Linked DNA regions of Mus musculus: regions 1 and 3 are each linked to region 2. Evidence: chromatin loops called from intact Hi-C (ENCODE). Cell type or tissue: heart. All regions are shown on one strand.

The links. Hi-C counts contacts between places; a loop is a spot of excess contacts. Peaks named below come from ENCODE experiments on the same cell type or tissue, not always from the same donor. Only the 100,000 strongest peaks of a DNase experiment are listed, where the experiment ranks them.
Region 1: a loop joins it to region 2, with 4 times the contacts of the local background. A loop is called at or near these places in 5 of 42 quality-filtered maps.
Region 3: it touches region 2 in a loop (10-fold over the local background); 26 of 42 quality-filtered maps call a loop at or near these places.

The regions. Positions count from the first base shown.
Region 1 is chr13:11,758,531-11,766,530 of GRCm38, forward strand. It overlaps Ryr2 (ryanodine receptor 2, cardiac), which reads right to left. Exons shown (of 105, transcript NM_023868.2): 28 at 2,697-2,905; 29 at 1,141-1,315. Among named protein-coding and RNA genes, the nearest start is that of Ryr2, 340 kb to the right of the region's middle. In heart, a CTCF peak has its summit at 4,811 (motif pointing right); no DNase peak of the experiment used is centred here.
Region 2 is chr13:12,381,792-12,389,791 of GRCm38, forward strand. No RefSeq gene overlaps it. Among named protein-coding and RNA genes, the nearest start is that of Heatr1, 9.6 kb to the right of the region's middle. In heart, a CTCF peak has its summit at 4,712 (motif pointing left); no DNase peak of the experiment used is centred here; H3K27ac peaks cover 1,878 bases.
Region 3 is chr13:12,291,932-12,299,931 of GRCm38, forward strand. It overlaps Actn2 (actinin alpha 2), which reads right to left. Exons shown (of 21, transcript NM_033268.4): 8 at 4,544-4,629; 9 at 2,379-2,471. Among named protein-coding and RNA genes, the nearest start is that of Gm40667, 14 kb to the right of the region's middle. In heart, a CTCF peak has its summit at 4,943 (motif pointing right); a DNase peak (open chromatin) is centred at 2,040; H3K27ac peaks cover 3,627 bases.

The DNA.
Region 1 (8,000 bases), 620 kb before region 2:
GGACCTGACAATTAAGAGGATGTCACATAATTTGTGTGCTAATTAGAACTGATACTGCAATAGGTTTCACTCTGGCACTTGTTTTTGTCTTTCCTCCTTTTTCATGCTCCCTCCTCCCCCACCCCATGTCCTTCCAGCCCCAGTGCTCCCTTTCCCGTGCCTTGTGTGTCCTATGACCCTCAAGACCTCCTTTCTCCCCTCTCATGGTTTCTTTTCTAGTTTTGAGACTTATATATAACTGGACCCATGTTCATGCATATGCACATATAGAAATATTAAAAACCCAAGAATGAAAAAGAACTTATTTGTCTTTCTGAGTTGGGGTGGATTATCAGTCCTATCCTCTTTTTTTTTTCAGAATCCTTTTTTTTTCTCACATCTGTATCTAATCCCATTGTGTGCATATACCATATTTCCACCCTCCGTCCATCAACTGATGGACATCTAGGCTGATTCCATTTCCTGGTTATTGTGAACAGAGCAGCAGCAGAGAACATGCATGAGCAAGCATCGCTGTGGTAAGACAAAGGATTCTCTGAGAATATCCCGAAAGTGATATAGTCAGCTCACGGGCTAGTTCTGGGGTGTTTGTTTGTTTGTTGTTTATTTGTTTTTAATTTAGTGTTTTGCAAAACCTCTACCCTGATGTCTTGATGGTAGAATTTACCCACAGAATAGAATTTAATAGTATCAACCTCTCTGGCAAACAGCAATCTACAAGAAAGTGAGACCTGGCTTTAGTCACCTTTGTCACTCGAGATTCTGACAGAGGGACTTGCTGAGCCATGTCAGATTCTCCTTCCTTTCTTATAAAGTTAATAGATAAGAAAATGCTCTAATCCACTGATGGACCAGGAATGTTCTGAATGAGGGGTTAATGTTGTGGGACACCATTGTAGTGGCCACCATTCTTTCTGCTGTACACACAGACACCCCCACCTCATCAAAACTCTACGTAAGTAGGGTAGGTGTCATTTCTGCTGTAATAATCTCAAGCATGCTTGACCAGATCAGCCACATGTCACCATAGTGCCCAGACATTTACAGAGGCAACTTACACACCCACTCACCCTAAAACTACTATTGGGCCTGGCCATGCATTGTCTGCAAACCCAAATGACAGAACACCGTGGCTCTTACCATCACCAACATCAAAGTCCTTGAATGCCAGCTCAGAGCCTGAATCATCCAGCAGGATCTCGCCGTTCAGAGTGAACATCATGGTGTGTTCATTCATATCAACCATGCAGCCCACGACGTCACCAGCTTGCCATGAGCGCCCGTAGTGTTCATTGCCCTGGTGCCACCGCTGTGCCTGTGAGAGGCGAAAGAGTCCCTTTTTACAGAGTCAGACAGACCAGCAGCAATAGGATGATCTCAGTTGGAACTACCAGTCTAGTGCCAGGCTGGGGATAAAGGGATGTCAGGGGAGTCTGAATCCCTACTGTGTACACAGGGGAGGGACTGTGAATAAACCAGATGCTATTTCATCCTTTTGAAAGTTGATCTAACTGTATGTACTATGGCTATGGACTATTCTTCTTTACTCCCGAATGTATAGTTAAGAGCTGAGAATCAAGCTGGGTGCCAACCACTAGAAAGAAAGAAAGAAAGAAAGAAAGAAAGAAAGAAAGAAAGAAAGAAAGAAAGAAAGAGAGAGAGAGAGAGAGAGAGAGAGAGAGAGAGAGAGAAAGAAAGAGAGAAAGAAAGAGAGAGAAGGGGAAAGGAGGGGAGGGGAGAGGAGAGGAGGAAGGAAGAAAGGAAGAAAAACCCCTTCTCATGTTTGCCTTTCTCAAAATGAAACCCCCCTTCTTGATGTTACTTAAACAAAATGAAATTCTGGAAACTTCTCAGTTCCTTTCTAAAATCAGCAAAGCTTCAAATCACACCTAAAAATACTCCGAAGGTATCTGTGAAAATGAACAAGCCCCAAACCAAACATGGATACCAGCCCACTTATAAACACACTTAGATACAACGTTTCAAATGTGAGTTTGGGTTACACTCATTTAAAGGTAAAAAATTACTCATATGACTTACTTTGTCACATGAATCCTTTGAATTAATTTGGAAGTGCCACCTTCATTGTGATTTTTACATAATGTGCTACTGCCTTTGTGTAAAATACTGATAATTGTCTCACTACAACATATTGCTTTTAAATTTTTAAACTAATGATGCATCAAAGGCATTACAACTCAGAATTCCCCTCCCACCTCTGTTGTCTCCTTACCCTACTTGTGTCCCCAGAGTTGAACATCTTTCCTTATCTGTAGTCTCTGAGTGAAGCGGGAATGTCACTTCCATTTCTGAAGGTTATTTCTTGCTCTGGTTCACTATGTCTGGTCACCAGCAAGAATGAAACCAAAGCCCAGTCCCTTTGTTTGTTTGTTTGTTTAGATAAGGTCTCTCTACACGAAGCCCAGGTTGGACCTGAGCTTGTGATCCTCCTGCCTCAGCTTCCTCACTGCTGGGATTAACGTATGCACCACAGAACTGGCTTCTTTACCATTTCTGATAGACCAGGAAGACCTCATTCTTTGACAACATTTTGCTAAATTTCACTGGTTCTGTAGGGCAATAAAGAATCCTGAGATGACTAAAGAGACATGTCCAAGGTCTGCTGTGAGACCAGAAAGGGTTTTGGCATCTGCACATACAAGCAGGGATAGGCCAGGACTCAGCAAGCTACTCACCTTAAAGCCATCAAAAGCAAAGGCACGGTCATCAGAACCCAGTTCTAGATCTGGTTGGCAGCCTGGCCTGCTCCAGCCCACCCGCATGTCTCCAGCAGTGACAGCCTCAAATTCAAAGTACCAGCGCCCAGCCTTCACCGCATAGGTCTTCTCTGCCCTGAAGATGCGGAACCTCTCCCCAGTACCGCTGCACACCTCGGCTCTCGAGGCTGTGGGTTCGAGAGACTGGAGATCATTGGGTGGGAAGTTAAGAGAAAAAGCAGGGCTTGACCTAACTCAGTCGTAAAACCCACTGGAAGGCTGACCACCCAACTCCACACCTCCTGCTTCATCATCTACCTTCTGGTTTGTCAGATAGAGCTATGAGTACAGTAGAAAGCCAGATTGGACTTCCTGGGAAAAGTGGGGAAGAGCTCGGTGACTGACCACACAGGTCAGTCCTCCTGCTGCCACTTTCAGAATGAAACTAACTACCTTTCAGAGAAAGAAAGCCATCCAGTCCTGGATGGTTTAGAAATGGAAGACTACCAGACCACATGAATTTGAAGTCTTAGGTGAGAAAAAAATACATTGTTCTAAAAAAAAAAAAAAAAGCATATAACCCCTGCCTTGTGCACCTCCTGTTGGCTGCCACACTAGTCAAACAATGAATCACCAGAAATGAAGGTACCCCAATCTCCTCCTAGGAGATGAAAAAGTTCCCGGGCAGTCAGAGAAAGAACTGTCTGGGAACAAGATTTACAACTTCTCCTGGTATCCTTTAGGTGGGACTGGCCTGTGAAGATGCTGGGGGCTGGGGGTGGGGAAGAACTTTCCTGGGGCTGCCTCATTATGCAAGTCACTTGCCTTCTATTGAAATTCAGATACTGAAGGTGGTTGAGGGAAGGGGCTGGATCTATTTGTCCCTCCTCTCAGTGTGGTCACATTCAATCAGTCTCTCTCTTCTGCTTTTCACCATTAATTTGGTTTGTTTCATTGACTTATGAAGGACAGGTGCTAACCGATCTTGTTGGGGCACTGGCTGTGAGCCTTACACTTCAAAAAAGTAGACATCTATGAGGCATGGTTTTGCCAGCTGCAGATAGTTTCTGCGATTGTGTGACATTTGGAATTCTGAGAACTTTTCAGAGAGTATATAAATGCTAAGGCTCTTGGGGGTAGTTATTGGTAGTTTAGGGAAGTTGACTGTAGTTTGTTAACAGCCATAGTCAAAGAAGAAACAAAAGGCAAGAAATTAGATTCGGGATTTTCCTAATGTCTCTCTCCACTCTACCCTTGCTTCTCTCCTATCTAGTGTTAGGAGGGGAAGCTGGGGTGGGGGAGGGAGAAAGAAGAACACAAAGTAGCAAAGGTCTGCCACAACACCCTGAAACCATCAAGCAGGCATTTGAGGGAGATGAATTTTTATCCCCCAGTTAACCAGTCTGAAGATCTTCCTGCAAATGTCTAAGGGGCTCAAAATTCATTCTCTGTATTTCTCTGGTTTAAGGTTAATAGCTGTGGTTTAAAGAAACAACCATTTGGCATTCTGCTTCTTGATTTTAAAAAAACAAACAAACTTCAGATAAAATGAAAATCTGGATCAACTGGAATTAGAGAAACCAAGCAATCTAAACTATATTTGGTGTATTTGGAGCCTGCAACACATGAGCTCAAGCGCCTGCTGAGCTGGCTTGAGAAACAGATTCCCCCCAGCTTCAAGCACCAGACCAAAGGAAGGCCAAAGAGTCACATCCCTATCAAAGACACAGAACTCCTTTCCAAGTAGAAAAGCCCACACCGTGCTTGATTCATAGACACTTAGTATGCAGCTCTAACTTGTGTGAGTGTGACAAATGATGTTTATATTCAAATAATAAATAGAATACTTGACACTAAAAATAACGAACCCTTTAGCGGGTACCTTTCTCCTGGACATAATCAAGGCTATTGGGACTCAAATCAAGAAAGTTGGGCAATAGATCTGATCAGAGGCTGTGTTCCCTGGACCCACAGAGCAGGAAAGAGTGGGTAGATGGTGACTGATGGGCAAGATTGAGGGTAAAGTCTTGGGTTATATTCTAATGTCCAATTTTCTCACCAGACCACAGGCTTAGAAGCCACCAACCACTAGAGGGCAGTGAGACCTAACTATGTTTGAAAATGACAAATTACACCCAGGATCAAGGAAGGCACCATTAGTCTCTAAAAGTTTTATACATTATCTAGAATGTGCCAGGTGTATTTATATCATACTTTAAAAATAACTGGTACCAAACCAGCCGCCCTTTCAACTTCCAGGCATTACATTTAGTAGAGTGATTCAGATCTCGATAAAAATCTTGTAATGAATAAGAACACATTCCACTTCAGATGTTTTAATACATCATTGAGAATAATACTGCTAAGGTACCACACAACTCAAATACTGATGCATGTTTCATTTGGAATATGTGAGCCTTCTCCTGAAAAGTGGAGAATAAATCAAGAGCTATAACCAATTGCACAAAGTTAGGCTTGATGTTTGCAACCTTTTCTTCATTTAATTTAATCAAATGTAAACCACAGCAGAAGAGTAAGTTACAAACAAATGTTTCTTTTTAAAAAAGTATTTATTGTTAACGTGTGCGTGCATATGGGAGTCAGAAGGCAGCTCTGGGAAGTCTAATTCTCGCCTATATTAACAGGGCTTCCAGAGCCTGAACTCTGGTCTTCAGGCTTTCCGAAGCAGTTGTTTTACCCAGAAGCTGCCTTTCCGGCCACAAATTGATGCTTTTAATCGAATCTAAGCAATCACGAGGCTGATGTGGTGTTTCACCATAAAATCTTTCACACCTTTTAATCTCTACTTTAGAAAAATCACAGCCTTTTCCCAAAGGCTTCCCAAGTAGTCCCTACCCCTCCCAGCATCCTCCCCCACCAATCTGTCCCCTCTCTCTGTTACCATAGTTACATTTCTACAGTAAACTGGGATGGCATAGCAAGCTCCTGCAGGACAACTTTTGGGGCTGGTACCCTCTGCTCAAATATCTCCACAAATCTTAGCTAGGGGTTCAATATATTCCAACTTTTGCCTTATCTTCCCTTCATGAGTGGCTGCTGTCTCCTGACCTGTGCCCTACATTTGGCCCAAGGACAGAACCATTTCTCGGGCCTTTCTGTGTGCAATCATGCCATACACACTCTCTGGATGAAAATGTCTCACTGTGATCGATAACTGCTGATATTTTGATTGGTTCAGATTCTAACTCAGAAAACAATGTCTCCCATAAACGATACCTCACATGGGTGAGTTAATCCTTTGTACCTACTTTTTGTAATGTGCTGTGTGTAATCTCCTATGAGGGAGACATATTATTAGGTTCAAGGGTGTAGCCATACATGAGAAACATAATTGAACCTCCTATTGCAACAGAACACAAACTTCGCCTCATTGGTCACCGCTTATGTGATTTCAGAAAGGCAGTAAGTGGTCAACTGTTTCTCTGTGTGTTTGTATGTATTCACGTGTAGGTATGTACATGGTGGGGTATTCAAGAATGTGCTCACGCATGTGGAGCTCAGATGTCTCTGTCAGGTGTCTCCTTTTATAATATAATATTTCTCTGACCCAGGATGTCACACTGAACCTGAAGCTCTCTGGCTATTAGACTAGCTGACCAGCAAGCTTCTGGGATGGACCTGTCTCCATCTCTAGGCACTGTGGTTAGAGTGAAAGTATAACAAATATATAACAAAATTCTAGGCCTTTAGGCCCAGGCTTGGGAATGTGACCTCTGTGACTCAATGCTCCAAGGTATGCTAATCATAAAACAGATAGCAACATTCCTCCACCCACCCGCTTCCTGGGTTCAAAGAGTGTTCATTCAAAGAATGTGCTATTGTTAGGGGCTCTTAGAAACTGTCTTGAGAGATAACCCGAACAATTACCAGGTATTCCTTGTGACTCTTGTGACTTTGCACTTCCTTGGGACTCTTAACTGGTATCTTTGGTATTTTCCAACAACGCCCTCCCCACTTCCTTGAGTTGTGGTTTCTTCCTTTAAATAACCCCTTACCCAGCTACTCTGGGCACCACGGTCCTCTACCCCTGCGTGGTGTATGATCGTGGGCCCGAGAGCGCTCTTGAATAAAAGTCTTCTTGTAGTTTGCAGCAAGCCCGTTTCTTGTGAGTGATTTGGATTGTTGCCTCTCCTGAGTCAGAATGTGGGGGAGTCCTCACGTTGTGGGTCTTTCAAGAGAACCAGCCCTCAGTTCTTGCCTATTTTATGTGGGCTCTTGGGGTCATTGTTAGCTTACAGAGGATCCCATTGGAATCCAGCAATGGCTTAGCTTATCACCTGCCTCCTGACTGTGCATCAGGGTGGGCTGCTTATAAAAGGACTGTCTGGCCACTCCAGCTCTCTCTGTTTCTGTGTGTTCCTGGTCTCTCCACATTTCTGTCCTCTGTGCCCCATCCTCTTCTCTGCCCTCATGGCTCCGTTCCCATCTGTCTACCTATCTCCATGTCTACATGTCTGCCTCTACCCATTCTCCATGTCCTCACTCATATCCATTCCCCCAAATAAACCCCCTTATTCCAGATCTGTTACATGGCATAATTTCTCAGGGGCACACCTTGGCACAGGCCTCACTGCATTATATTTCATAACAGTCACACTCAGTTTATCACGATTGTGTGGCAAATACAACACTGACTGAGCAATCTTCCTCCTAGCTTTCAACCAACTGCTAATGGCTCAATCACTAAATTCTTATAAGACAACTCATTACCGGGTCATCATCTCTCCTCTTTTCAGTTCCATATAGGAATATATGAATTTGCAAAACATACACACCACAGAGATCACAGAACAACCTGTGGCAGTTTCCTCCATGTAGGACCCAAGTACTGCGCTCAAGTCGAACATATCTCAGTGGTCCCAGTTCTTTTTTTCCTCCCTGAACTATACAGTGCTCTACATTTTCTTGCCTATGATCTAGCTCCCTTCCTGCTCCATTAACCCCAACTCTAAACCCATTCACTGCTCTACTGAGCTTGCTGGAAACACGCTTGCAGGCATGCAGCACTCACGCAAGCACATACGCACAGGTTGGCACCTGTATTAACGCGGTCCCTACATTTCATGAGACCATGAATGTTTCTCTAGAATCTTCCCTCCTATTCGCATTCTTTGCTCTAACCTTTGCTACTGATGCCATCCCCTGAGTAAAGAAAGCTCAGAATCCTTTGTTCCACCGATCAAGGGCACCTTAGCAGCATTCATTCCCTCCAAAGTCCAGAAAAGTAACTGTTAGCCTTCCTTCTAGGCTCCGCCCAACAGT
Region 2 (8,000 bases):
CAGGTCTGTTGATTCCCTCCATGAAGCCAGCCCTCTCCTATAAGTACAGGCACCAGAGAGCGACAACCTCAATAGCTCTCAGAGGGTTCTTATTTCCCAGTAGTTTTTGTTTCACATTCCCTTTTCTGGTATCTTTTTAGAGTTTTAGAAATCTTTACATAAAATCTTTAGATTTTTCTTCTAAAAAGTGATTTGTCAGCAGGGCAGTAATGGCACATGCCTCTAATCCCAGCACTTGGGAGGCAGAGGCAAAGGGATCTCTGAATGTGAGGCCAGCCTGATCTACAGAGTGAGTTCCAGGAGAACCAGGGCTAGACAGAGAAACACCATCTTGAAAATCAAAAACAAACAAACATGGCTGGAGAGATGGCTCAGTGGTTAAGAGCACTGACTGCTCTTTCTGGAGGTCCTGAGTTCAAATCCCAGCAACCACATGGTGGCTCCCAACCACCCATAATGAGATCTGATGCCCTCTTCTGATGTGTCTGAAGACAGCTACAGTGTACTTACATATGATAAATAAATAAATCTTTGGGCCAGAGTGAGTGGGGCGGGAGCAGGCAGGGCCAGAGAGTGAAGAAAAAGTGTCTGAACACAGCTACAGTGTACTTACATATAATAAAATAAATAAATCTATCTTTTAAACAAACAAAAAATAAGAAAAATTAATTTATTTATTTACTTTCTTACCTTTTAAAACAGAATCTCACTATGTAGCTTTAGCTGGCCTTGAATTCACAGAGATTTGAAGTGGAAATTTCTGGTTTCTTTGGAGACTCAGTTGTGTCATGTAATGTTTTTCTGGAAACTGTCTTATGAGAGGGTTTTTTGCTGAAGCAGACACGTGGGAGAATGTTTTACTGAGAACAGAAATGTGGTGTTTTCCTGGAAGCTGCCTGAAAAAAGGGTGTGTGCTCTTTTGCTAGGGAAGATGCTTGAGAGAACACATGATGTTTGGAAAGGGTGTAAATATAACCCAACAGACAGTGGCTGATACAGTGTGGCCTTGCCATACTTTGGTCTTCGCTGACGATGCTGTGGCATTGGTTCACCTTGCCTTCTTCAATGATCATTGTTTTGTCGTGACTGTGTAGAGAGAAACACCACCAAAGAGCTTCTGGTGGTGCTCCGGCAGCTTCTTGCCACTTTCTTGGACTCGGGGGGATTGGAAGAGCCTTTCGATTTCTTCTAGATTGAACAGCTATTGCCTGCAAGTGGATCAAGTTCACTGTGTGAACTGCTGCTATCCTGACAATGAAGACTGGAATAGCCTCAATGAACTATTTCTAAACAGGTCCACATCCTCCTCTGCCCTGTTTACCTTTCCTGTCCACTACCTCTGGTGGGTGGTGGGCTAGAAGGTAGGCTAAATCATTAAAGGGTTAAAGAACCCTTATTAAGTAGCTTTTGAAAAATAAAAGCCTACAGAGAGCTATAGAGACCTACTTGTCCCTGCTTCATCTGTGCTAGGATTAAAGCCATGCACCACCTTACCCAAATGAAGTGGCAATTTACAAAAATAAAAGTCCTTTCAGGGCTGGAGAGGTAGCTCAGAAGTTAAGAGCATGTATTGCTCTTGAAGAAGATCTGGGTTAGTTCCCAGCATCAACTGGAACAGCTTGCAGTTGCTTGCAACTCCAGCTCCCTGAGACAGGCTGGATGTGGGATCTGATGTCTCGAACCTTGGACACTAATACTCACATGCACACAGTGCACAGTCTTACCTCATGCACACACATAATTAAAAATAATATATGCTGGAGAGATGGTTCAGCAGGTAAGAACACTGATTGCTCTTCCAGAGGACCCCGGTTCAATTCCCAGCACCCACGTGGTGGCTTACTCTATAACTCCAAACCAGGGAATCTAATGACCTCCTCTGGCCTCTGAAGCCACCAGGTACCTCACATGATATGCACACAGGCTAAACACCCATGCACACAAAATAAATAACAAAACAAGCTTAACAATTTTGCCTGTACAATACTGTTTTTTTTTCTTTTTTCAGGAAGCTTCTCTGAGATACTGAATGTAAGATTTCCCAATGTTTAACATGTGCACACACATGTATGCATGCATGCATGCATGCACACAAGCACACCTAAACCCATAGCTTTGCACATGTTAGGCAAGCACTCTGTTACTGTGGTGTTTCCCATCCTGTCTTTAGCAGGATGCCATCCGCTCCCTGGCTCCTTATCCGTAGAAAACTGACCCCCAGCACTAAGAGCCTTCTTCAAAGGATGCAACTGTTCTCCTCAGAAAGACATGCCATTCACATATCGTGAGAAGAAAAATGCTCTATTGAAGTGCTGGTATGTTGTCTCTAGTAAGTTTCTTACATGTAGTTGTTTAAGGGGAAAAACTTAACAGTGCATATTAAGCTTTAAAATCTTAGAGGTTGATTTACAACAGAAAATGACACAATATACAAAAAGTTATTGATATGCTTGGATAACTTAGAAAAATACCTAAAGGCGTGGTGGCACACGCCTTTAATCCCAGCACTCCGGAGGCAGAGGCAGGCAGAATTCTGAGTTCGAGGCCAGCCTGGTCTACAAAGTGAGTTCCAGGACAGCCAGGGCTACACAGAGAAACCCTGTCTCAAAAAAAAAAAAAAAAAAGGAAGAAAAATACCTTTAATTGCTTTTGTTTAAAGTTATCAAACTACAGTTTTTGAAACACACACACACATGGTATGGTGGTACATACCATTAATCTCAGCACTTGGGGAAGCAGAGGCTGGTGGTTCTCTGTGAGTTCAAGGCCAGCCTTGCCTACATAGTGAGTTCTAGAACAGTCAGGGCTACATAGTAAAGCTTTGCCCCCATCCAAAAAAAGAAAAGAAATATGTATTTCTATTACCTATATTTATACTTAACAATATATAACTGTAGGTTTTTATTTTATGTGTATGAGCATTTTGTCTTTGTGGTGCGTGTGTGTGTGTGTGTGTGTGTGTGTGTGTGTGTGTGTGTGTACCACTTGTATGCCGGGAGCCTACAAAGGCCATAAGATCCCCTGTGTTGGATTCCCCTGGAACTAGAGTTACAGAAGGTTGTGAGCTGCTATGTGGCTTCTGGGAAACAAACCCAGATTCTGTGAAAAAGTAGCTAGTGCTCTTAACCACTGAGCCCTCTCTTCAACCCCTATAATTAAAAAAGAAAAAAAAGTCTGCCATCCCACACAATAGGATGATAATGGTCTGTTCCTGGCTCTGGAATGTCAGCTTGTTAAAGACTTCCAGAAATAGAATGAGTGCATTAACTGGAATGCACATATATCAAGTTCCAGACACATGTTTCCAAATTGTTTCCTAAAGGGTGGTAATGCCTAAAACATTATTGATATTGTCTTAAAATGTCTTTGTCAGGAACAAGGAATATTACTTTCAGTAATATTATTAAATAGTAAATAATAAATATCACTTATATACTTTATTTCTTTAACATTTTCTTTTTTCTTTTTCTGCTTTTTTGAGACAGGGTTTCTCTGTGTAGCCCTGGCTGTCTTGGAATTCACTCAGAATCCAGGTTGGCCTGGAATTCACAGAGATCTGTCCGCCTTTGCTTCCCTAGTACTGGGATTAAGGGTGTGTACCACCACTGTCAAGCTACTTAAACACTTTCTAGTTTAGTATGCACATGATATGTACAAAGATGCATATCTTTCACACCTGTTATGTGTGTTTGTGTGTATTCGAGAGTGTATGTGTGTGTGTATGAGTGTGAGTATATTGTGTGTATGTATGTGTGAGTGTATATGTGTGTGTATGTGACTGTGTATATGTGAGTTTGTATATATGTGTGTATGTGTGTGTATGAGTGTGTGTGAGTGTATGTGTGCATGTATGTGTGAGTGTATATGTGTGTATGTGTGTGTGAGTATATGTGTGTTTGTGTGAGTGTATATGTATGTGTGTATATGTGTGTATGTATTGTGTATGTGCGAGTGTATATGCATGTGTGTATTTGTGTGTTTGTGTGTGAGTGTGTATGTATGTGTGAGTGTATATGTTTGTGTGTATATGTGTGAGTGTGTGTGTGTGTGTGTAGGCCAGAGAGGAGATCCAGTGTCCTGCTATGTCATTCTGCCTTATTCCCTTGAGACAGGGTCTCTCACTGAATCTGGAGCTAGGCTGGCAGCCAGCAAGCCCCAGTGATTCTCCTGTCTACACTGACTCTGTCCTGGGTTACAGGCTTGAAAGACCATACACAGCTTTTTTTTTTTTTCCACATGGGTCCTGGGAATTTAGACTCAAGTCCTCTTATATACACAGTAAGCATTTTTTACCTACCAAACCATCTCCTCAGACCTGTACTCAACTTTTAAAGATATGCAATACAGATAAAATAAACCATTTATTATCTGTAGATTCTAGTCCTAAAATCTATGTCAGTTTTCAATATCGGAAGTGGCAAATATTCAACAAAATAAGCGTAGCATGAGGCAGAGAGAAGAGAAGAGACTTGGGCTACCCATACCGCTAATTTAATGAGTTTATAAGCAGATCACTGAATGCTTCTCAACAGCTGAGAACCACTAAACATTTTTTAAATCCTGTATCTCTCTAAATGGCATTTGAACATTGTTTTAGAAAATTTTTACAACATGTTCAGGGTTAATGAATCAGTATTTAGGCAACAGTATATACATTTCTAATTCTATGTTCCACATGGAAGACCAGGGAGAGGTACTTTAGTGTCACCTGCTGGTCTTCAGAAGTATAACAGGTGCTTCTTGTCAATTGTGTATTTCCAAATCCTTTTCTTGAAAAACAAACAACAAACTCAAAACTTAAAATATTTATTTTAAAAGTAAAATATTATGTGGGTGTGTTGAAAATGCCTTTAATCCCAGAACTCTAGAAATTGGGGCAGGAAGATCAAAAACTCAAGGCCAGCCTGGGCTACATAAGACAGGGGGGGTTGTTTTGTTAAATATTCCTAAAGTTGAGAAAGGATTTGTTTTGGCTTTTCCATTCAATTCTTTTTATTGATGTTCAGAAATTCACACAGCAACAAGCGATCAGAGCTATTAAAATGATATCCCTGGGCTTCATTGCTAAGATCTTGTTTAAACCACTGCTTCTAAGACCATGATATTTTGTTGATATATGAACCACTGTATTTTTTTTCCCCCGTTTTCAAGCACTTTTCAAAGTGCTTTCGAGTATGTGGCCAGATGTAGACGTTGCATTTTGAGTTTATTTTGCTGATGACATCCGTACCTCCTTTCCCCCGTCTGTCCTCCCCTCCCCTCCCTCATTCTTCTCTTTCCCCCCTCCCCTCCCCTCTTCCATCTCTTTTCCTTCCCTCACCCCTTCCCTTCCTTCATGTTCCCTCCTCTCCTTTCCCTTCCATTTCTCTCCCTTTCATTTCTTTTTAACAACAGTCTCGATGGGCAGTGGTGGCCTTCAATCCCAGCACTCTGGAGGGGAGGTAGAGACAGGCAGATCTCTGTGACAACCAAGGTTATATAGAGAAACCCTGTCTTGCTAATAAATCCAGTCTCGTGCACCCCAGGACGGCTTTGAACATTCTGTGTAGATGATGAAGTTCTTGAATTCCTGACCCCCTGCCTCCACCTTCAAGATGCTGGGATTACTGGCAAGTGTCACTGTGTCCAGCTAATCCCATTTCTTTTTTCAACAAAAGATAAACTTGGGTGGGTAATCAAGTGTCGGAGGCCAAGCCTGACAGCCTTCCTTCTGTGTCCTTGGCACTTGCAAACACTGTCGAGAGAGTGTTCACACATCCACACCCACACATACACCCATACAGACATACAGACATACACCCACCCACCCCCAGACACACACATATAATTTCCCCCTACAAACATATACTCACTCACACACACACACACACACACACACACACACACACACACACACACACACTCACAAACATACACACATATACATACATACATGCTGGGTGGTGGTGGCACACGCCTTTAATCCCAGCACTTGGGAGGCAGAGGCAGGTGGACTTCTGAGCTCGAGGCCAGCCTGGTATACAGAGTGAGTTCCAGGACATCCAGGAATACATAGAGAAACCCTATCTTGAAAACAAAAAACAAAACAAAACAAAGCAAAGCAAAACAAAACAAAAAAGCAATAATAAATCAAACCAAAAAAATCAACATACATACACACACATACACACAGATGAACACACATGCAGTCACACACATATACATAAATAAAAGTTTAAAAATAACTGGGTATGTGTTTCAGGGTTTTGGAAACAGCTCTTCTCCTGTGTCCTCACAATTAGAAGACAGGCTAGATGTTCCTAGGGTAGTGCTTTTCCAGTCATGGCGTCAGGCTTCAGGGAGGCCCTTAATAAGAAGCTCTTAGTGAGAAGAAAGGACTGGGGGACTAGTCACCCTTCCTTTCATAACAGATTCAGGCATAGTCAGAATTATTTAATTAAATAAATTATTAATAATTAAATATTTTTTAAATTATTAAAAAGTCCCAAACATCCAGTTTCCAATTTCCTTATGTATTTTCAGCTTATGGTTATGAATGTACTCAGACATTAGTGTAAAATTCTCAACAACAGAATATGGCAGTTAAAAAATATTTAGCCATATTAAATAATTCATATGTCTCAATATTAAATAACAAAACTAATTTATCATTGCGATATATTTCCTAAGAGAATATTTATCAAGGACTAAAACTTCATGTTTACTTAAATAATTTTATGAAAAATTTGTCACCATAATCGGTATTTGACTTCTTTTGTTGTTCTCCGCAGTGAACACCTCATGTAGACATAGGTTACTGTCTGCAGAGATACATGAAAGGTGGTTTTTATTCTGTACTGTTTGCTTTAACCAGGGTAAGCTAACGATGAGAGACTATGTTAATCCAAAGGAGAGAAATGCAGGACCTTTGCCAAGAGAGCCTTTAAAAGAGCAGCTGTGTTTCCCACATTTCCAGTCGGAGACAAGTACAGAAAGTCTGATGCTATTGCAATGGTGAGCCCCATCTCTGGAGAGAAATGGATGGCAGAGCCTCCATCCTCACCTGTGTGGTCCACAGTGTATATCATTTGCCACAGTGACATTGAAGCAGGTTTGGTGGTGGTTACCTGGTACTCCTGGGGCTAGGCCGTGTTGACGTCATCACAGTGACTGCAGAGAAATAACTTGTAGGGGTGCTAAAATTCTGTTAGGACTGGGGACATAGTCACACCTGCATGTCCATTTGCTAAGGTCACCAAATGGTTTCACTGAAATGGGTGCATGTATTGTTTCTAAATTATGCCTCAACTAGGTCCCTTTTAAAAACGTTTACTGTTTATATGTGTGTCACAGGACAACTTGTGAGAGTACGTTCTTTCCCTCTATGCTGTGGGTCCCAGGATCTGACTCAAGTCGTCAGGCTTGGTGGTGAGTGCTTTTACCTCCCCAGGCAATGTTCTGGCCCAGGTTTGGTTTAAAAGAAAAATATTGATTCCCAGGGTACTATTCAGACCTTCTACAACCTTCCTTCCTTACCCATCCCTTTGTCTGACCCAAGACTCCCTGGAAACCCACTGGCCAGGCCAGGGATCAGGTAGGCAAACTAGATACATGAACATATCAAAAAGACCATCCACCATGATCGTATAGGCTTCACACCAATAATGCAAGAATGGTTCAACATACATAAATCCATAGATGCAATCCACCATATAAACAAACTGAAAGACAAAAAAAACACATGATCATCTCATTATGTGCAGAAAAGGCCTTTGACAAAAATTTAACACCTCTTCATGATAAAAGTACTGGAGAGAGTAGGTATACAAGAAACATCCCTCAACATAATAAAGGCAGTTAACAGCAAGCTCACAGTCAATATCATCTTAAGTGGAAACTTAAAACAAATCCACTAAAATCAGGAACAAGATAACATGTGAAGTCTTAGCTAGAGCAATAAGACAAAGGAGATACAAATAGGAAGGAAAAACATCAAGTATCATTATTGGATGAAAATATAA
Region 3 (8,000 bases), 90 kb before region 2:
ACTGTTTCCAGTTCAAGAACAAAGGGGCCCGATAACTGGGACCAGCTCCCCCAAGGCTCCCAATGACTGAGCATGGTAACAACTGTACTGACTTAAATTGGGGACTGCAGCTCTATGCATGGTGCAATGAATGACAGTGTCCACCCAGGGCCACGGTGACCACCCCGATGAGACCACACACAGGTTTAACTCGAACTTCAGGTCAGCACACGGAGTCGTGTTTGACAAAAATGTGACATTTACAAGAAACGCAGCAACCAGACATTAGCAGACAAATGCTGGATGGAGCCTCCAAATTCTAAGAGGGAAAACAAAATTAAAAGGAAAAAAAAAAAAAAAACAAGAAGAATGGAGTTGATGCACTCAGCAAGGAACTGGGTTGAATGTCAAATGTTTCGGTTGAAAAAAACAAAGCTCAGATCTAATGAGTTTACTCGCTAGAGAATTGTACTACAAGCCTGGGCAGATTCTGGGCCAGGTAGGCTTCATCGCCTAGTTTTTATGAAACTCCACAGGCAGTGAGTGAAATCCTAGTGAATTCCCCAAAATCTAGTGACTGCCCTTCTCCTGAGTCAGTATCCAGGCCTCAGAGACCTAGACACTTAGTTTATTCTTCTAGTTTTTAGTTTGTTTTGAAATTTTACTTCTTATTTGATACATATGGGCAATTTGCCTGAATGTATATTTGTGCACCACATGCATGAAGTGCCTTCAGAGGCCAAAGAGGCTGTCAGGTCCTTCTGGAACCGGGGGTTCAGACAGTTGTTAACCACCATGTGGGTGCTGGGACTCAAACCCAGGTCCTGTGGGAAAGCAGCCAGACTCATAACTGCTGAGCCATCTCTCTGCCATCTCTCCAGCTCCCCTTCTATTTACTCTTATGTCTACTGATGCTGTGGGAAGCTAGAATGAAACGGAGTTTCAGTGATGACACCTCCAATCATCATTGAACAGGAGTGTCCCTCAGAGGCTCGTGTGTACATGCTCCCCAGCAGGTAGCGCTGTTTTGGGAAGTTATTATAGCCTGGCCTTGCTTCCTGTTCTCTCTGCTTCTTGACTGTGGATACAAAGTGACCGACTTGCCTCAGGATTCTGTTGCCATGCCTCCTTCCCCATAATGGACCGCACTCCCTTGGAACTGTGAGTTAGAATAAACCATGTCTCCCCCACAATGCTTCTGTAAGATTGTCTTATCACAGCTGTGAGGGAGAAACTAAGTTTACAAGAAGTAAGAAAATTCCTGGCATTCTTTCTGTGCTGAATAGACTTCTCTTGTAAAGTCAAGGACTCCTTGATGCCAACAAATGAGGTGGTTGTTTTGTTTTGTTTTGTTTTGTTTTGTTTTGTTTTACACAGCAATAGTAACAATTACAAAAGAAAAAAAAAAGAGTGGTAGGGAATCAAACAGCTAAACTTCCCACAGCAGCAGCATGAAGGTATATATTTAGTTTATTTAGTTTACTTGATTGAGTTCCCATCAAGTAAGTATTTGGGATGGTTTACCTCTCACTTGTGCTGATCATTGCTTTTCACAGCACATAGCAATTATTGGTTGAATCAAATTAACATAAAAACTATCTAGTCTTGCATTTATTCTTTTTTAACCATTTAAACTATTTTTAAGATTTAGTTTAAGTTATCTGGTCTTGACTATGGATCTGTACTTGAGTTCTATCTCAGAAGACACAGCTCTTGGGTCCCTCAGCCTGGGCTTGTGTTACAAAAATAACACAGGGTTAGTAACAAGGATGTCCTGGTACCCTCTATGCTAAGGACAAAAATAAATAAAAATAAATAAATAAATAAATAAATAAATAAAAGAACTGTAAATGCATTGCTCAAATCAAGAATTTGGATAAAGAGCTACAAAAATTCGTCCCTAAGGCTCAAAGGGTTTGGAAGGTGAGCTGTCATCCCAGATCCCTCTCAGGGCCTGTGCGCGCACGCACACACATGCACACCACACCTCCTCCTCCCAAAAGGCTTTGCAAATTCTTTTCACATGAGGTCACAGTGCTGAACAGGGCCCTTGATACAAACAGTGCCCTACAAGATGGCAGTAGCCCACAGGCTACAAGTTACCGATTCTGACCTTACAGGGACAGAGCTAAGACTAGATTCCCTTCCTACCACATCAACACATGTAGCTTTGGGGTCTTTGCCAAGGCCACGGTGGGGGCAGGGGGACGGGCAGGGACACTGGCACCAGGTACCCGGCATGTTGCTTTAGGATAAGCAGCCTGAGACCAGATGTATTTTCTGCTCTCACTCTCTCTGAGATGAAAAGTGCAAAAAATAAACATGGACAGTCCGTTTGCAGCCTCTGCCTCACCCCTGGCTGCAGGCAGATGGGACGGAGCTGCCCCCATTTCCTTTACCTCACTCGCTAGCCTCTCATATTCTTCCATCAGCCTCTCATTCTCTTGATTCACAGCAAGAACCTTACATATTCTGTTAGCTGCTGTCTCGGCCTGCAAAACACAATAGGTAAACAGGATGGCTGGGCGACGAGGGTATGCTCGCAGACACACGTAAAGCCAGATGTGGGGGCGGGGCAGGATGGAGAAGAGGGCGTGCTGAAGATGGTGCAGTCTGGGTCAGGGTGGGGAAGATAGAGGGGGTGAATCAGTTCACACCTTTTTTTTTTTTTTTTTTTTAGTTTTCACACAGACTTACACGGCAGGCTGAATATACTGTAGGGAATAATGGGGAGATATCATTAGTCTAAAGTACAAACTTTATAAAACATCAAGCAAGTTAGTAACAGAAATATGTAGGTCGAGGAAACCAAGGTCTCAGGTCCCTGACTATCCAGCTAAATACTCCTGAATAGACCCTACGGCTATGGGTTGGAATGACCCTGGCCTTCAGAAATCAAAGCTGAAGAGGTTGGGTCCTGAATGTATCCATGTTATTGACCTTGAATCCATGGAAGAACTTTCTAGATGGGATGTTGGAGATGAGCGTGCCTTAAGATGTTGTTTCATTGTTTAATCTACAAGAGCAGTAAATACAATGAACCAATACATAATCCTTGGTCATTATCTTGAAGGGAACTTGAGTCACGTGCCTCTTAACACGTTTCTAGGATGGACCAAGAAGAGCGCTGTGCCTGTTCTAAAGCAGAGGTGTCCAACTCATGACCCAGGTGCCACATGTAACCAGGATAGCAATGAATATATCCCAACACCAAGTAGTAAAGTATTGAATTCTTTGGGCTTTTTGGAGGGAGACGTTTCTTTGTTTTCAGACAGAGTCTCACTCACTATGTAGTCCTGGCTGGCCTGGAACTCAATACGTAGACCAGGCTGGCCTCAAATTTACAGAAATCTGCTTGCCTCTGTCTCCCAAGATATGAGATTTAAGGAGTATACTCCCATGCCTGGCTTTACTTGTTGTTTTTACATTTTATTTCATGTGTGTGTGTATGTGTGTGTACAATGACTGGGCACAGGTGTAGATTATGTGTATAAAGACACATATGTGGACATCAGGACAATTTGTAGTGTCTTCTCTTTTTCTACCATGTGGGTCCTGGGGGTTGAACTCAGGATGTCAGGCTTAGCAGCAAGTGCTTTTATTGTCTAAGCCATCCCACCAATCCAACTTAAATGTGTGTGTGCGTGTGCCTGTGCTTGTGCGTGTGCATGTGTGTGTGAGACTTCATTACAGAGTTCTTGAGTGTGAACTTTGTAGGTGACAATATCATGTTTCAGTGTAAGGCCAAGTAAATACACGCACATTTTTGCAACCTTTGGCTACAGATTGGACACCACTGTGCAGCCCAGGACAATCCAAAACTTGGCCTAGAGAAGCCACTGGACACTCTCCCCAAAGTCCGGCCCTCTAAAGCCCTAATTCTCCTGAGCACAATGATCCCGATTACCATCATCTCTCAGTGGTGGCCTTTACAAAGATGGCAGAAACAGGGCACATTCTGTCTGTCCGTCCATAAGGGTTCCCCACGTACAGGGGTGAGCAGCAGAGACAGATGAAGCTGCAGGAGGTGGATGACTGGTCTCTCATAATTTCCCTCAAACTGTTCTGAGGCAGGTGAGTGCTTCTGAGGTCGTAACCCTTTTGTTCCGTCGACTAAACATACAGTTAGTCTGTTATAATGGAGCAAACCACTGAATAAAAGGTCGTTTCCAGGCAACCAAGAACAACAAACATGGCAGAGGCATTTCTGTCTCCTAGTCGCCTGCCCTTCGCCACTCAATGCATGCAGCACACCCTTCAAGGCACTCTGCTCCCCAGAATGTACAAATGTTTCTAACAGTCTTCTAATAAAATGGAAGACATATCCTGGGGGGCGGGGAATAGAAGAAAAACACTTTGGTTATGGTCTAAAGGATTTTTTTGCTTGTTTGTGTGAGTGATTGGATTTTTTAAGATGACTAGCAGTTGGGAACTTGCTGTGTTAGGTCGTTATGAAACACTGATATTCCAAGGTCAGATGTGAAGCACACAGACACACACCCAGAGATGCACACGCGCACACGGAAGAGCAGCGCGGTCGGCTGCGCGCACAGGGGAGGAGTACCTGCTCCGCTCCCGCGAAAGCATGGTAGAAGCAGGAAACGTAAGTCATGATGGCTCTTTCATCGGGTTTGGGAGTGTTGACAATGTCTGAGGGGGAAAAAATAACACGGGACACGGACACACACAGGCGAAGAGGAGAAACCACGGTGAACGGAGGGAGGCACTCATCGGCTTATACCGACCACTCTGCTTCATGTTTCATGGGCCCATGACCCTGAACCTCAGGGCAGCTGGACAGCACTGACACGATCCCAGAATAGTTATTTTAGGATTACGTTTTTACCCATTTATTCAGTATGTGGATGTGGATGTGTGTTTGAGCACATGCATATATGTGCACACACATATTCTACGGAAGACACATGTAAGTTAAAGGATAATTCCTAAGAGTCAATTCTTTCCTTCCACCAGGTGGAGCCAAGGGCTCAGGCTTGTTGGTAAGACTGAGCCTTTATCCAGATGCTCAGCCATCTTGCAAGTCCTAGGAATAGGATATTTGAATGGTCCAACTGAGGGCCTGTGCCCTGCCTTCTTCAATGGGCTTTTAAAAGTGTATATAACATGTTAACATGGAGATTCCTATAGCATGCATCCAGATCATTACCCCATTTTTGTTAGTCTTGTTTCTGACTCTCACAACTTTGTCTCTGAGAAAGATAGGTTCCTTGGAAAGATGCTAGAGACAGGGGTGGGGTGGGGGTGGGGGATGGGGGTGGGGAATGGGGGTGGGGAGTGGAGGTGTGTGGGGATGTCCTCCTACTTCCCAGCCCCATCCTCACATTCGTGGTATCTATCTGCTCTGGAAACCACCCAGGGAGAGTGATGAAACTCACCGTGTGGGATAAGGGTTGTCCTTAACACCTTCAAACATAGCTACCTTCCCCCCAAGAGAAACAAAACATCTAAAGAAAGGGGTTGTCACACACACACATATATATATGTGGCTGTCACTGTATTTGCTGCTGTAAGACCAATCAGAAGAGCAAAGGACCCTGGTGACCACACGTGCTTTCCTCCTATGATATCAAGTTTGGTAAGTGGAGTTTGTTGTTGTTGTTGTTGTTTTGACCTGTCCATGAACTTGGTAGGGTCAGTGAACAAGGGGTTCAAAATGATACTCTGTCATTCATGTTTATGTCTACTGAACCTTTAGAACGCAACAGGAACACCATGTGAGCAGAAAGTGTTAAAGAAAACTAGACTAAAAACAAACAAAAAAACAACCAAGAACTGCCTCCTTAGACCCAGTCTCCCTATTGAGGAGGCAGGGCAGGAAAGGAGGCAGGAATCATAGAAATTAAACCTAAACACAGAAAGTGAAGGGTGAGACTTCTGTTCCACATCCTTCCCTCTGCACCAGAAAAAGCAAGATAGTAACAGGACATGTGAGTTACTGCAGCTCTTTCATCTGGGAGGGTCTGCCCATGTGCACTAAATCTGTGGGGAGAAATGAGGGTTAAGGGCTTGGATGCTCTAACAGTGAGCAGGCTTCTAATAACCGCTTCCTCTGGGAGGTCTTGAAGGGAGCCTGCCCCGCCATGTGGCCGCTGTCTAAGTCTGGCTCAAATCAAAGTCATACTTGCAAAGTCTCTGTCCTGAGTGCCTGTGAGAACCGCCAAAGGAACAGAAAGGAAAGCTTGCAGAGAGAAGGGACGGCTGGTGAGGAGAAGCCTAAATTACAAGACAAGCACACGAGGCTCCTAGACTCCTAGCGCATAGGTCTGAGGTCAACAAGATCCCTCTACAAGCTTACAATAAGCCCACAGACCTAAACTCAGAGCTCACCTCCAAACAGGGTCAAGGTGGATACAGTTTCTACCACCTGTTGAAGGTAAGGAAGAATGTTTCCAGTTTCCACTTCAAGAGAAGTTCATGGCTAAGGAGGTCAGTTAGCCTCAGGATAGCCCACACCTGGATTCAGAAATCAATACAAATTATCACAGTAAGAGGGCCAAAATAGCAGGTGGGATGCAAGGATTGACCAAGAGTCATCACTAAGCTGACAGCAGGCTGTGTGGGACTGTCAGGACAGCAAATGAGCAGAGAGGGGGACTCGATGGGAAAGCTGCCGTGACAGTGGACAGCAGACATAAAAACACCTACGGTAATGGTAAAGCAGTGGCTATGTCCCAGCGCGTGCTGCACCCAAGACCATCACTGTCTCAACAGTTAGGCGATTCCTGCACAAGGCCCTCTACAGCCATGGCTAATATGGCTATAAGCATTCTGGGTCTTTAAAGGGAAGAGGAGGAAAGGGAATAATCAGGCAGAGCGTCACGTGCCTGTGACTCCAGCACTTGGGAGGTTGAGGCAGGGGTTGGCCCTGGTTCTGGGCCAGCCTGGATTATATAGTAGATTCAAGATCAGTTTGGAAAGTATAGAAAAGACCTTGCTCAGAGAACTGGAAGGAAGGGGGAGGGGAGGGGAGGGGAGAACAGGACAGGAGGGGGAGGAGAAGGGAGGGGAGGAAAGGGAGGAGAAAATGACAGTGCTAAAGCATACCTTCAGCCAGAAGGACAAGGTGAAGGGTAACTGAATACCCAGCCTAGTACCCAGAGACTAAGGCAAAACCTATGAACAGACGAGTATGCGAGTATGGCCAGGGCAGCCATGGTGGTGATCCTGCAGACAGCCATGAACACATTTGAAATCGACCCTGGCCTTCCACTTGGGCCAGGCACTAATGAGCAGAGATATGAATCTATTAATCCACGCTGGATATTAATTCAAGAGTTCTGTGCAGTTCATTACCACATGGGAAAGTCCACGAGATACTACATGAATCCATGCTAAGTTTGGAGAGGAGAGCTGGAACGGGGCGTTTCTATGTTCCAGAGCTTAGGAGAAAGCACAAAGAGTGTTTCCATTGCTGTCTGAGTGATAGCACCTCACGGGGTTTGGATTGGTAAATGACCAGATTGCTAACTGAAAGCTCCCTGCTGTGGGCTGAATAGCCCATGTGCTCATTTCCTAAAGCTGTGACTGGACATTATGCAGAAGGGTCTTCCCAGAAGGGAACAGGCGAAGGTGAGATCACCCTGAAGTAAGCAGATCTCTTAGCCCAGCAGGACATAAGGCCCCGTGAAGACAGAGGTTCAACTGGATCAATGCTGCCACAGGGTGAGGAATGCCTTAAAAAACAGGGAAGGATCCATCTCCCAGCCAGACCAACACACTGAGGCCATTCTCAGAGCTGTGAGGAAAAAGGTCTCTGGTTTAGCTCCCAAAGAATTGACTGATGGATGACTAATTAGAATTCCCATTAGAGAATAATGATACTAACAGCAACAAAGTAAAAGACAAACACAACTCAGGATCCCCACAGTTCCCAGCAGGGAGGATCTTGTAAATATCTGCTGAAGGTAACTGCTCACAGATAAATGAAACAAACTCTCCAAAAGCCTGCATTTTAAATGGTGGGCCACAGATACATACAACCACTTGAATTCACCGCTCCT